Linked DNA regions of Homo sapiens: region 2 is linked to region 1. A link is an interaction called in ENCODE POLR2A ChIA-PET data of the cell type or tissue named here. Cell type or tissue: PC-3. All regions are shown on one strand. Links, peaks and the distances in the headings refer to the core of each region. The heading gives the core; the rest is flanking DNA.

Region 1 (8,347 bases), core at 1,808-5,807:
AAGTTATTGTCAAAGTCTGAGATTTTGTTTTAAATTTGAGGTCATGAGTATTCATTACATGATTCAAATATGAAATTTTTAGTATGTGTATAAACCAAGAATCCTTAATTAATTAATCCTTAATTTAATTTTGTGAAGCAGAGGACCAGTGACGACAATTCCTTCTTGGTCAGGATGCTGTGCGGATGCAGAATGAACAGCCCAGCTCTTACAGAACTCCACAGCACACAGCAGGCCCACAGTAATAGGGCGGTGGTTGTTATGTGTATATGTGGCTCAAAAACAGCTTGAAGTAGGCTAAAGAAAATAAAATCATTTCACTCCAACCCCCTCTGCCTTGTGGCTTCACTGATTTTAAGAATAAATACAACCTTTCCATTCTTGAGGGGCCCATGCTTTTAAAAATTGCCTAGCTCTTGTCTGATAGATAAGACCTACTCACTTCCAAATCTCAGCAGATTTGTTTTGAACAGCGAGCTCTTTAAGGTACTGGGATGTCTCGCACTATCCTTTGCTTCATAAGGAGCTCTCACAGTTTGATCTCTGGCCCTGTCCTTTTGAACCATTTCACTTGGTCTGGACCTCAGGTTAAAAGAAAAACTGGCTTTCCACAGAGAGTGAGGGTACCTTGTTGACACGGCTCTTCTACCTGGCCATAAGTTAGAGTTTTTTTTTTTCTTTTTCTTTCCTCCTGTGCAACACAAGGAACAGAGAAGTCATTTAAGCCATATGAATTCTTGCAGGTTCAAAAAGCAAGTTGCCAGCCTTAAAAACATGTCTCTGTTTCCTTTGGCTAATCTGCAAATCCAGTAATATTTTCAGATAAGAAGGTAAACAGAGGATGGAGGAGATTAAGGAGGCCTATCTTGGGCTAGTATCTTTATAGAGCGACCAGGAGAAACAATGTTACTGAAGCCTTTCCTTTTCAGGGAAAAGAATAGTAGCCAAGCCCATAATAGCCTCAAAACCTGGGAGGGTGATTGTATTAGTCTGTTCTCACATTGCTTTGAAGAAATACCCGAGACTGGGTAATTTATAAAGAAAAGAGGTTTAATTGTCTCACAGTTCCGCATGGCTAGGAGGCCTCAGGAAACTTACAATCAGGCAGAAGGCACATCTTTGCAAGGTGGCAGGAGAGAGAATGAGAGCCAAGCAAAGGGGAAGGCTCTTTATAAAACCATCAGATCTCTGAGAATTCACTCACTATCACATGAACAGCATAGGAATAACCACCGTGCCATGATCCAATTACCTCCCACCAGGTCCCTCCCATGACACGTGGAGATTATGGGAACTACAATTCAAGATGAGATTTGGGTGGGAACACAGTCAAACCATATCAGTGATAGAGGGAGGTACTTCTCTCTGCACCTTCAAGACAAACAGGAACGCAGTGAATAGGGTGCCAGACATACTTGCACCAGATCTCAACCTCAAGGCTTAGAGACACGGAACAGTGTCAAAAAAGAAATTGGTAGTCTACAGTCAGAGCTCTAGGATGAAATGAGCTGCCTGGAGAGGGAGCAAGTTCCTCATTTAAAAAAAAATCCATTATCTTTCAGTAAGTCCTTATTTGCAAGGATGCTGAGAAACAGTCTCAAGATGTTAGAACCAGATCAAAGGTTTTAACCTAGGGCTTGAATTTGGGGAGGTAAGGGGGATGAATTATCAGAAACTGAAGGTGAAAGTTTGCATAGATTGAATGAGGATTCACATCTTCTATAATATTCTCAAAGAAGTGTGTGTTCCTAAGAAAGACAGTGAATCAATAGTATAAACAATCCTTAAGGTTGCTTCGCCCACCAAATCCCAAGACCTGGAATCATTTATGTCTTTGAATTCAGGCTGAGGTAAGTAGATATTTTGTAGGCTTAATTTAAATATGTACCTAACTAGAAAGTAGGCTCCACGAAGACAAGGATTTTTATGTTCCCTTCATTGCTCCATCACCAGGCTCTAGAACAGTGATTGACACATACTAGGTACTTGGAAAATATTTGTTGTTGAGTGGATGAATTGACCCTAGCTGAAGCCTGCATTTCTCTTGCTTAGTGTGACCCACAGACAAATTATACCCCATATGGCTGGCAGTGGAGGTGGCTGGACCTTAGCAAACACTCATCTTTGGACTTTATCTGCACCAAGTCAAGGAGTATCCCACATAATGCTACTGACAACGACATCTGCAATCGATTGTCAGTGCCTGATTATTTCATCTAATGGAGCAACTCTGAAATGTCACCCTACCCCCTACAGCAAAACAACCCTTCCCAGTCTAGAAAGGAAGGTGTTAACTGTGGCCCTGGACACCGGATTTATAAAAGGCATCCGCTGTTCCTGACTTCCAACCCTCCCATGTTGTTGATATTGAAACCTAATTGTGTTGATGTTGGTCTCCAAGGTAAACAAAGCTTTACAGGGGAAATGTTTGGACTTAGAGATTCCTGTTTGCTCCAAGTATGGATTAATGGCCAGAATAATGAACATTTTCATTCATTTCCTTTTAAAGTGCTCCTGCTAATGTAGCTAAGTGGACAGCTCAAAACAGTTCCTATTGGCCAATTATCAAAAACAGTTTCTGGAATATGACCAATGCTTCCCACACTTGTGGAATTTTCACTTAGAGAAAATCCCAAGACTTGTACCTTTATGAAGGCCCCAAGATCCTGAGGGTAGAGCAAGAAAAAAGGGGAAGTACAAGAAGGGAAAAGAGAGAGGAAAGAGAGGGATGGACATCAATTGCTGACGTGAGTGCTTATTACATGCCTGGTACAAAGTTAAGTTTTTCAAATATACGACCTCATTAAATCCTTTCGACTGCCCTAAATGAAATGTTTTCTTTTCCCTATTTTGCAGATAAGAAAACTAAGGCCCAGAGACAGTTCAAGGTCACACAGTTGAAGTATGACCATGCTGGGATTTGATGCGAAAGCCTGTGCTCTTATCCACTAGGTTGCACTGCCTCTCAAATCTTGTTCCTCTCTCTCCTTACCATATGTAGTTTTCCCCATAGTGTGAGGATGGTTTCTGAATTCAATTGTGAGTCCTCTGGCCTGGAGAGAAGACATAATGCATATATGAAACAAGTAACTAATGGTGGTAGCAGATGGTAAAGGCTGGAGATGGAAGTAGAGGTTGGTGGGTAGACCAATGAACTTGGACCTTCTCTGGAGGGCAATGGGGGCCCAGGCAGGGTTGGAAGTAGGGGAGGAGCATGGCCAGGACTGTGTGTTAGAAACAGCATGCTGATGGTGGTGTGCAGCCCACATGGGGTCCTGAACAAGACAGACACCACTGGGCTGAGGAAGTCGTCTAGCCCATGAGTGGCACTTGTGGAAGGACTGAGCCTGGCAAACCTCAGCCTCGTAACCCAGTCTGGGAAGCCAGCCTCTGTTGGGTTTGGCAAGGAGACATGTATGAGCTCAGCAGGAGGGAATGCAGAGTGTCACTGGTTTAGAGAGGAAAACGATCTGCTGAACCAAGACCACAGCTGGGCCATCCTACAAAAGGGCTTGGCAATGTGTCCAGAGCTGCCTTTGTTTTCAAACACATGTAGTATCACATCCACACTGGAGGAAGCCTCAACCTTGGCACTCAGGGGCTTACAGCTCTGAAAACAATTCCTAGGAATCTTGCTCCTCCAGGTGTGGTCCAGAGACCAACAGCATGAGCATCACCTGGGAGCTCATCAGAAATGCAGAATCTCAGGCTCCACCCAGAACCTGCATTTTAAAAAGTTTCCCAGGTAATTATTTTAAAATTGAGAATCACTGTCCCAACATAGTGAATCAGAATCTCTGGAGCTACATTTCTCAAATCTGCATAATTTCTAAGTTCACCAGATGAATTAGACACATACTAAAGTTTGGTCACCAGGCCAGGAAACCTTCGAAATGTCCTAAGAATGTCAACATTGCAGCATCTAAACTACGTTCTTCATAGGCCTCCCATACCCAGGAGTGTCACAAAAATTCCCTGTGAGCAGGCATGGGCAATATTATGATTTGACCTGCAATGTATCAACTTCTAAAAAAGGCATTGTAACAGCTTATACACAGAACAGGTGGTCAGCTAAGGAGCATAATAGAATGTGTTCTAATGAAACTCCACAACCTGCCACCCACTGAGCATGTCTCTCCATATCTGGAGGAGTTCAGAGCCTAAAACCCCACCACTGGCTTAAACTGTGCTTCTTTTTAAAAATTACAAGCTTTTTTTTTCTTGAATAAACACACACACACACACACACACACACACACACACACACACTTACACTCAGATTAAGTTTTTGATGACTTTTCAGAGCCCGCTTTTCCTAGTGGCAATTTATTAGCAAGTATTTTCAGTCTACCTCCAAAGAATATCTTGGATGTTCCAGCTCTCCACACATCCACTGCCACATCTTGTCTCATCTGCATGCCTGCAAGAACCTCCCAGCTGATCTCTCCACCTCTACTCCTGCCTTTTCTGGTCTCTACTCCACAAAGAGCTCCAAGTGCCCATTGGAAGACATAAATCAGACCATGTCATACCCCAGCCTGAGGCTAAGATCTGCCTGTATCAATGTCCTTCAGCTGCTTTAACAAATAATTACCACAAACAGTTGATGGCTTAAAACAACAGAAACAACTTATCTCCTGTTTCTGAAGGCTGGAAGTCCAAAATCCACATCACTGGGCTAAAATGAACACGTCAGCACAACTGTGCTCCTGGCTCTAGGGGAGAATCCATTCTTTGCTACTTCCAACTTCTAGAAGTTGCCAGCATTCCTTGGCTTGTGGTTGTATCACTCCAATCTCTGTCCCATGTTCACATTGCTTTGTCCTCTTCTGTCTGTGTTGACTCTCCCTCACCTCCCTTTTATAGGAACACCTGTGATTACATTCAGAGCCCACCTGGATAATCTTCCCATCTCAAGATCCTTAACATAATCGCATCTGCAAAGTCTGGTTTTGTAATATCAGATAACATTTACACGTCCCAGGGATTAGGATCTGGATACCTTTCGGAAACCATTATTTAGCCTGCCACGTTGCCTTTCCATTACACACAATAAAATCCTAAGTCTACTGTGGCCCATAATGTCCTACTGATATGGCCCTGACCCACCACTCAGGCCCCATTTTCTTCCACTTTTCTCCTCTCCCAGCCCACCCCGCCGGTCTACTTTCAGGTCTTCAAGTATGTTCCTACCCCCACAGCCTTTGTTTTTGCAGTTCCTTTTGCTTGGAATGTAATCTTGGCCTAATGTGCTGAGTGAATGAATAGCTTATTCCCACAAGCTCAGAAAAGACAATGGCAAAACTAGAAGGAGCAGCACGGCTTGAGACTAACTTTGCCTGCTTTTCAATTTGACCTAGAGAGTTTTCTGGTTAAAGATGTTTTTACCCCCTCTTTTTTTCAATTACCAAATATCCCAAAATAGCCACAGTTCTTAGTTATCTGTGGGCTCTCTAGAAGGGAGTCACTTTAGACAATTGTAGCCATCTGAACTGGATACTAATGGAAATCATGTCACATGGAACCATCTCCAGGTTTCTTGTTCTTGTACAAACAAGGCAGTCTGAGAAAGTCCAATAGATTGGCATTCCAATCTATTTTGACTTCCAGCAAGAATTTTGATGAGGCTGCTTCTTCTAGTGCTTGATGAATGCTCATTGTTGACTTTGGGCAATTTTACAAAAGCCACTGCTTCATCCTGCTCTGGAGACAGAAGGCCTGCCCATGGCTAAGTGGCCTTTACTTACCTCCTGACTCTGAGAGCAAAGCTATCATTAAATGGAATTTCTAATAGGTTATTATGATGAAAACATAAATATAAGGAGGTTCTTTTGCCCCATAAAGAAAGATGCTAACTTCTGTACAGTTATACAAATCAATATCAGCCACTATATTATAGATAGTGGGTTATCTAGAGTGACCAATTCAACTCATTCTGGTTTGCCTGGGACTTTCTCTGTTAGGATTGTAAATCCTGCATCCCGGAGAAACCCCTTAGTCCCAGATAAACCAGGACAGCTCGTTGCCCTAGTAGTAGCTACCTGGCCCTACCACTTGGTGAACTCAGGGCAAAGGGTATAAGTGGAGACCCACATAGCATAGGTCTAAATATGTAAGAGTTGTAAATCAAGCGAACACACTGTTGAATAAAAATATGTTCTCTCCTCCTACCATGACAAATGTTTTTGAAACAATTTGGCAGTTAAGATTTGAATTCCAAGTTCTTGAACTTCTCTCTGGATCCTGGTCTGTCTCCACCTACTCTTCCCACTTCTAGGTCTGTTCCACACCTCCAGGCGTCTTGCTCACATATATGCCCAAACTCCATCTATATCCCATACACAGCCAGCTCTTGGTTATTGCTTGGGCCTGGGGTAAATTGTTATGAGGTTCATCTTGGAAGCAAATAAACCCAGGAAAGAGGTGTGCTCTGCTCTGGAAGTGGGATTAAGACCCTTCAAAGACCCTGAGTGGGGACTAAGGTACTTAAAGCCCGGCCTAGAAGGAGTGGGTAGCCTAGATGAGGGCCAGAGTGTGGTCCTCAGGACTGGAGCCACTCTTGCCTGGGCATGAGGGTGATGCTGGTAGTCATCACTCGCTAGAGGCCCCTTGTAATTGGAAACCATGAAATAATTTCCAGTTTCCAAATAAACCACCAGGTCCTTCTAGGCAGAGGTTAGAGTTGTTCAATCTAGAGAAATAAAGTTGCACAAAATCTTACAGATGCCCTCAAACTACTCCTGGAAAGAACTAAGGTCCTCGCTAGAAGAAACAATTGTAGTGCAGTAGAGGAAAAAAAAAATCATGTAGCAAGAAGAAAAGCTGCTTAGAAAATGACTCTCATGCCTGGAGATTTATAAGAAAATTATCTGCCACAGAGGAGACCAAGAGCTTGACAAACTCATACTTCCAAGTTCATGTTAATGCTAAGATTTCTGTTTTCCTTCATGGGATTTACTTTGATGGATGATGCAGACGGCAGTGGAAGTATCGGTAGGTTCAAAGGACTGCCTGCTCAAAACGACTTGTCTGCTTTTGCAACCTAATCATGCAAGTGTGGTGCATGCCAGGAACTCTATGTTAAGTAAATAACAGTACAGATGATAAGAGGTGGCGTGAAAAATCATGAAAGTAGAAAGTGATGGTGTCATAGTGCGAGATAAGCTGGGTTTAGATAATGCCTCTGCAATTTACTACTGGTGGGGCTTAGGTGAGTTATTTTGCTTATGTGAGCCTTGGTTTGTTTCTAATCAAAATAGGGATCCAAAGAGTACCTACCACATAAAACTGGTATGAAGATGGATTAAGATACAGCATGTAGGCCAGGTGCAGTGGCTCACGCCTGTAATCCCAGCACTTTAGGAGGCCGAGGCAGGTGAATCACGAGGTCAGGAGATCGAGACCATCCTGGCTAACACGGTGAAACCCTGTCTCTACTAAAAATACAAAAAATTAGCCAGGTGTGGTGGTGGGCACCTGTAGCCCCAGCAACTTGGGAGGCTGAGGCAGGAGAATGGCTGGAACCCGGGAGGCAGAGCTTGCAGTTAACCAAGATCGTGCCACTGCACTCCAGCCTGGGCAACAGTGAGACTCCGTCTCAAAAAAAAAAAAAAGATACAGCATGTAAAGAACTCAACCCAGTGCCTGTAGCCTGATAATTGTTCCAAAATATTTCTTACCTGTAGTAATAGAAGTGGTGGTGGTGGTAGTTGTAGTATGACACAAGTAGAGTAGTACTAATCATTTTCAGGAACAGGCAATAATTGTAGCAATATGAGGTGTAAGCAGATTAGTTGGTGATATGGTTTGGCTGTGTCCCCACCCAAATCTCATCTTAATTATAGCTCCCAAAATTCCCACATGTCTTCGGAGGACCTGGTGGGAAGTAACTGAATCATGGGGGTGGGTCTTACCTATGCTGTTCTCTTGATAGTAAATAAGTCTCATGAGATCTGATGGTTTTATAAAGGTAAGTTCCCCTGCACATGCTCTCTTGCCTGCTGCCATGTAAGACATAACTTTGCTCCTCCCTTGCCTTCCACCATGACTGTGAGGCCTCCCCAGCCATGTGGAACTGTGAGTCCATTAAACCTCTTTCCTTTATAAATTACCCAGTCTCAGGCATATCTTTATTAGCAGCGTGAGAATGGACTAATACAGTTGGATTCTGAGATTCATTTCTCTTGAGTCTGGATGAGAAGGAGTCCACTTTAGTGATAATTGAGATATTGGGTAAAAGAGTCCTTTGGGGGAAGGAGAAGATATATGGATGAAGCCTGAAAAAAACTGTAAAATGACCAAATGGAACTGGCAGGGAAACATGAATCATTCACACCTTCATTAGAAT
Region 2 (6,604 bases), core at 366-4,365, 710 kb after region 1:
GCTGACATGATAAGGTCAAATGTACACCTCTAGAAGACTTCCGACTGCAGAGGGGAATGGATGGGGGAGCTGAGGGAGGAGAGCTGAAGCAGGAAGACCATGGCCTGGAAAGAGATGGCTGAACCAGTCCAGGTAAGAGCTGGTGGGCCCTTGGTAGTGGGCAGTGGCCACGGCAAAGGACTAAACTCAAGAGACAGAAAATAGATACAACAAGACTTGCCAGCCAATTAGACTGTGGGGTGAGGGAGACAAGTCAAGGACGACTCCCAGATTTCTGGCCTGGGCAATTGGAGGGATGATGAAGTCAGTCACTGAAGTGAGAAATCCTGAGTGGGGAAGCTGATGTTCAGGGGCTTGAGGGAGGTTCTGACCCCCAAGCCCAGCCTGGTACTTTCACTGTGTTCATTTCTACAATTCAGGAACCATCCGATTGCTCTTTTTTCTCTCCTTGAAGCCATCCCCTTAGCCCTCTGCCCACAGTGATCACTAACTGATTGCTCCTCCTTAAAAGCCACCGAAAAGTGTGCTTGGCTGATCTCCCTGACCTCAATTTCTCTGCTGGCAGAATCACAAGAAAGGCATCAGCACCTTCTGTGAAATGGGGAGCCATGCAGAGGAGGTGCCCAGGTGGGTGGCAGGGGCCTAAATAAACCACAGCTATGCGAGGAGGTTTCAAACACCAAGTGCTGGCGGGAGATGGGGATCCTGGGCCAGACCCTGGGGAGGTGGGACTAAGATCCCTGTGACACTGGGTTGGAGTTGGGGGCAGGGTTGAAGGAAATCATGAGAAACAAAGGCTCTGGGGGCTGCACAGAACGTCTCCCCTTGGCCTGGGGCTAAGCTGCACTTTATGCATTTCCAGGTGGCGAGGAGTCCATGTCAGCTGCCGTCATCCACACCACAGATCAGACATGGCAAAGAGTGGCCAGGCCTTCTGAGTGAAGGTGATCCAACCTGTCACCAAGCCTAAGGGCAAATCCTGGCTGTGCTGTGATGGCTCCAACAACCCCAAACAGCAGCGCAGAGGCTGCAGCCGCCCTCGGAGGCAACACTGGGAAACGCTCATTAGCAGCCTTCCATTGCTCACCCGCCCCATCCCACCTCTGTGCATCCCAGATCATCAGCGAAGTGCACAGCTGGCTTCCATCCTCGGAGCCTTCCTCCTTCATTTGCCTATTCAACAGTTACAAAGGCCTGAGTTGCAAAGGGGCTTACAACCCATTCCACCCAGAAGAAAGAGAACTGAGACTGAGCAAGACAGAGAATAGGTGGAAGGGGAGATGAAACCAAGCAATCTCTAGATCCCAAATGGGGACCCTGATGTAGCAAGAGCCTCTTTTAAATCCTTTTCCAATAGGGTAATATGGAAAATAGTTGAAAGCACAAGCCAAGTGGGGCTGGAATCCCAAATGGGCCATTTACTAGCTGTGTGACTGGACAAGTAATTTCATATTTCTGGGCCTCGATTTTTCTCATCTGTAAAATAGAAAAAAAAAAACCTATGTCATAACGTTGATAAACAGATTAGATGAGCTAAGATCTAAAATGTCTTCTATTCAGTAGGTGCTCAATAAATGTTATCTATTTTTACGATTGAGTCTCTAAGTCTGGAGATTAAGGAGGAAAGTTTCACATGCTGGGTTCTGCAGGTAATACAGTGAGACATGGTTTCTGTACTCATGCTCCTAACTTAGGTGGCAACAGCTGAGAGGATAGTCTGAGGCTGTGCAGGGCTGAAAGCCTCCTGAGAGGTCATCTGATCCCCTATTTTCATGGGTGAGAAAACAGAGATGTAAAACAACCTTCTCCCAAAGTCAACAGCAAGATAGTGCCAAAGTCAACACTAGAACCCAGGGCTCCAGGCTTCTATTGTTCTTTCCCCTCCAATAAAAACCTAATGACAGGATGCCACAAGTCAGGACGTGAATAAAATTTCAAATAACTTGCCATAGAGAACACTGTGCCCTGTCCAGATCCCTGTTCCCAGGCCATGTACCATCCCTTGGCTGCTTTGGGTGGTGGCTACCAGTGGCTCACAGCTGCCCTGTCCTCTGGAGAATTGCCACCCCCACCGTCCCCACACCCAGCTGATGAGGGAGATTATACCCAGTGCTGTGTTGGCAAATGTTTAGCAGCCACTTTCTGGTGGGGTAGGAGGAGCCCTGGCTTGAGTATTTGCCACTTTCCCTGGTGTAAATATTCCCACCATGGCCGACTCCAAGCTCCCAGCAAGACATCACCGAAGGTGGAGTTGTGGAGAGATGCACATAGCTCTCCATCACATAGTGTTTCCACCATAAAGATCCAATAACCAAAAATAACTGCAAGTGCACAGATTTTTAAAACTGTAGTAAAATAATTAGGAAGTGATGACTTTTGAATATGTATTTCCATTGTTTCAGCATTATTTACTTAATTATAACTTTACATGATTTAATTGTTAATAGTGGCTCACAACGTTCCTAAAAACGTGACCACCACAAGCTCGTAAGGGTCAGGTCCAACACAACACTGGTTTACCCCCACTCCCACCCTGCCAGCCTGAGGCCAGTGACTGATGACATGAGGATACAAAAAGCTGGCTGTTCATCTCATCTAGGGGTGAGGAACAACTTGTGGTGTGATTAATAGCAGAGCTCCCATGGATCAGGCCCAGACTAGGATTACCTGAAGCCACTTCCTCCCTCAGCTCCTCCCCCTCCCCATCCTTCTGTTGCCACCTCCTTACAGGTATTTCCAGAAAGGCACACCAATAAACAGCATGCACCCAAGGCCCCGTCTCAGGCTCTATTTCTAAAAAACTCAACCTAAGCCATGCACACTGGCTCACACCTGTAATCTCAGCACGTTGGAAGGTCAAGGTGGGAGGATCACTTGAGCCCAGGAGTTCAAGACCAGCCCAAGCAACACAGCAAGACGCCATCTCTACAAAAAATAAAAAAATTAGCCAGGAGTGCTGGTGTGCGCCTGCAGTCCTCGCTAATCATGAGGCTGAGGCAGGAGGATCACTTGAGCCCAAGAGTTTGAGGCTACAGTGAGCCATGATCACACCATTGCACTCCAACCTGGGTGATAGAGCAAGACCCTGTCTCCAAAAAAAACAACAAAAAAGAAAAGAACCCAATCGAAAATACTTGTACAGAGTGAAAATTTAGGGAGAAAATTTAGAAAAGATCATTGTGGCTTTGGAGGAATCCCAGGAAGCTTTCTGCAGGAGGTGGGATCCAAAGAGTGGGTAGGATTTTGATTTGGAAATGAAAGCCAGGAACCCTCCAGACGGAGAGAGCAGTTTAATCCAGGTGAAACCAACAACCATGCATTTGACAAGTCCGTCTGCCCAGCGGGGCGGGGTTTTCCTAGAGACAAGCCATGAGCCCTGGGGACCACCCATTAAGGACTGCCAAAGTTGGAGGAGGGGGCGTTTCCATGGCTACGGTGTGATTAAGAAAGATGTGTGGCTCTCTGGCAAGGGCAGTATGGTGTGCTAGTTTGCACTAGAAACATCATCTGTACCAAAACCTTTGGAGCCAGAAGGTCGTCTTTGGATCATTTACTGCCACTGATGGATGAAAGCTTTCAGTTGTAAAAGAGTAAATACAGTATATTTGTTTTAATAGTTGTGTTTTATGTTTTCTTTGCTCTTATTTTTGCTTTTTCTTTGTTTTTAATTTTTTAATTGAGACAAAATATACATAACAAAAAATGTGCCCTCTGAACCAGCCTATCTTTTGTCTTAGAGTTACCTCCAATATACAGCATCAATGCTGACTTTTTATTTGCAGAAGTTTGTAACATTTCCCTCCAAAACAATTTGTACAGAATAGATGGATCAGTTTCAAGAAAAATATGCAGAAAATAATAAAGGTGACATAAACATGGAAAAATGCAAAGATAAGAGACAAAAACCCTAAATTTTGCAAACTAGTCCAATACTCTTATTTTAAGATAGCAAAGTTGCACCCAGATAAAGTAAGGGAACAGCCAAAGGTCAGGCAGCCAGTTAGGTGCAGAAACAGGATTAAAACCCAGGTCTTCTAATTCCCGTTTCTACATTTTCCACTCTGGCATGATTTCCATTTTAAAGAAGGAAGAAAAACAACATATTCTTTTCTAAAACACACCTCTCCAAAGTTTTCGTCCTCCCCATTCAAAGATGCACAACAGAGAACATACCAGGTTCTTTTTCACTCACGACAAGAAAAGCCACCTTCCCTTTTAAATCAGCCTCAACGATGGTTTTCAGGGTAGAAAAGGGATTCGTATAGATGACAGGGTGTACTGGCCTAAAGAGGACACAAATCCTCTAGAAATCTGTCACCCCTGAATTCATCATTCTGCTAACATCAGATGTCAATGCTAGAAAGGAAAGAAAAGTTGGCATTTTCATGCCAGCCTCTGCCTCTAGCTGTTCCACAGGACATGCCTGTCAAAGAGGTGGCCCGTTTTCCAAACTAAAATCTACAAGCAAAGTTGGTTTAAAAGTCATCCTGCTGAGAACTGTGAATTGGGAGATTGGCTCTGCCATGAAATGGCTGTGGATCTCCAGCCTCCTTTCTTAATCGCTCCAGGTCTCGGTTTACCCACTTTCAAACAGAGATAATAGTTCCTGTTTATTTCAATATCAGTTAAATAATCACTAAACGCTTGACAACTTCACAGTTTGCAAAATGTTTCTTCTCATTTTGTAGTGTCTCATTTAAACCACACAACTGTGTCATATGGGTATTATTATTTAACAGATTGGGTGACAGACTCCAGAAGACCATGTAACTTGTCTATAGTTGTGAGTGGCTCTGAAACCCAGATCCTGTGATCCCAGATCATGCATCTCAGAAGTTTAGAAGTACATCACCGGCATTTTCCAAAGCATATGCTTCAGAATCCCTGTTCTCTAACTACATTGTTATTAGTTATTACTTTCTAAAAGAGGTGTCATAATCAAATAACATTGTGTTAAAAGTTTAAAGGGCTTCCTTCACAGCCATGGGACTTTAATATGAATTGTGTATCTCCAAGAGGGAATAGAATATGAGCCTTTCCAAAACTTATTTGTCAAATTACCCAATTTAGGTAGAATCTCTTTCTTAAAAATAATATTCCAGAGAATATTTGGGAAATACAAAAACTATCCTATTGTAGTTATTCTTCATTATATTATGACTTGCAGGTAGGTTGTCTGTTGCTTTATAGAAACTAGTAAACTGTGTTATCATACAGGGCACAGGCCTTTCTATAGAGACTGTCTTTCAAGTCTGTAACAATTAGACTGGTCACAGCCTATTTGCTCCAAGGAACACTGGATGACAAGGCTTTCTGTCATTACATCTGATTTATGTTCAGATGTTTCCAAAAAAGTTGAACATTCTTTATATGTCTACATGGCCTTAGCTACATGTCTCGGGCAACCAGTATTTATTTAATGTTTGTCGTGCCTTTTATCTGTGTTTTATTATTTCTCTACATAGGCCCACTGAGTCAAGGAAGACATCTTCTTCTTCAGAGGCTGTTCAATTCCCACATGCAGTGATGAGGAAGACTGGGGTAATAAGGAAGGAATAACTCCCTCTCCTTATACAAGGTTCTGGGAAGAAACCACGGGGCCAGCTTCCTGGACTTACAATCTACCTAGCATTCAGTAGCCAGTGCTTGGTTTGGTGCTGTGCCAGTACTGTCTTGAAACTCTTAATTTTTGAAAAGGGGCTTTACCTTTTCATTTGTACAGGGCCCTCCAAATTAGGTATCCAGTCCTGAGCAACCACTGTTTAATTGTAAGCTCCATGAAGGCAAAGACCATGTCTGTCTACTCCCAGCACCTGGCATTGTGTCTAGCACAGGATGAATACGTCAATAGGTGCAAGGAAGAGGTTGCAGGGCCCAGAGGCCTTGTCCTTTCTCTCCCCAGCAAACGGGGCTAGGACTGTCCTTTCTTCTAAAGGGCATTCACATGTAAAACAGGCCCAGGCACCAAACAAGAATGAAAACTCATACACAAACTGGAGGAATCGGCCAGCACAGAAAATTAAAACCCCAGCCTGTAGAAAGACAAGCAAGAAAAGACGGGCAGCAAGCAGACACACTGTCCTCTCTCTCCAGATAATGGGACATTTTCCAGCACTTCTCGCAGCGACAGCCAATTTCAGAACAGAATCCTGACCTGAATGTGGCGCATTTTCCTTCCTGTCCCCATCCAATATCTGCCCCCCCTTCCCATCCTTTTTAAGCCAGCTATCTCCAATCCCCAGCACCTCTCAGCTGCTAAAAGCCTGAAAGGTTTAATCTCCAAGAAGGATGCTCAAGGGCTCCGTTATCAGAGTTACTTAATTCTGCATTTGCAATGGGCTTAATCATCTGCATCAGAGCACACTCCCGCGACTCACTCACACGCGCTACCTCTCTGCTCCAGCTGAAAGTTCTTCTCACTTCATCAGCACCTCAGAAGCATTCATAAATGCAAATGTGTACCGGCAGAAGTCAGGGTGGAGGGTTCGGTTTTGTTTTCCCGTTTTTCAATCACACCAATGTGCTAGCAACGCTGACTGAGATTTTTTTTTAAGCCATGGCATTTTACCTCCCACCACCAATCAAATGGTTTCCAATGTCCTTT

Evidence for each region. ChIA-PET counts read pairs that join two places held together with the same protein. Peaks named below come from ENCODE experiments on the same cell type or tissue, not always from the same donor. Only the 100,000 strongest peaks of a DNase experiment are listed, where the experiment ranks them.
Region 2: POLR2A ChIA-PET joins it to region 1 with 9 read pairs; 1 of 35 experiments calls an interaction of 5 or more read pairs at or near these places.

The regions. Positions count from the first base shown.
Region 1 is chr3:8,480,065-8,488,411 of GRCh38, forward strand. The region is part of intron 3 of LMCD1-AS1 (LMCD1 antisense RNA 1); the gene reads right to left. Among named protein-coding and RNA genes, the nearest start is that of LMCD1-AS1, 17 kb to the right of the region's middle. RefSeq lists an enhancer at 3,319-3,613. In PC-3, for the core only: no CTCF peak of the experiment used is centred there; a DNase peak (open chromatin) is centred at 3,437; H3K27ac peaks cover 367 bases.
Region 2 is chr3:9,192,864-9,199,467 of GRCh38, forward strand. All of the region lies in intron 1 of SRGAP3 (SLIT-ROBO Rho GTPase activating protein 3), which reads right to left. It overlaps SRGAP3-AS2 (SRGAP3 antisense RNA 2), which reads left to right. Exons shown (of 2, transcript NR_121664.1): 1 at 1-132; 2 at 863-1,590. Among named protein-coding and RNA genes, the nearest start is that of SRGAP3-AS2, 3.7 kb to the left of the region's middle. In PC-3, for the core only: no CTCF peak of the experiment used is centred there; no DNase peak of the experiment used is centred there; H3K27ac peaks cover 1,290 bases.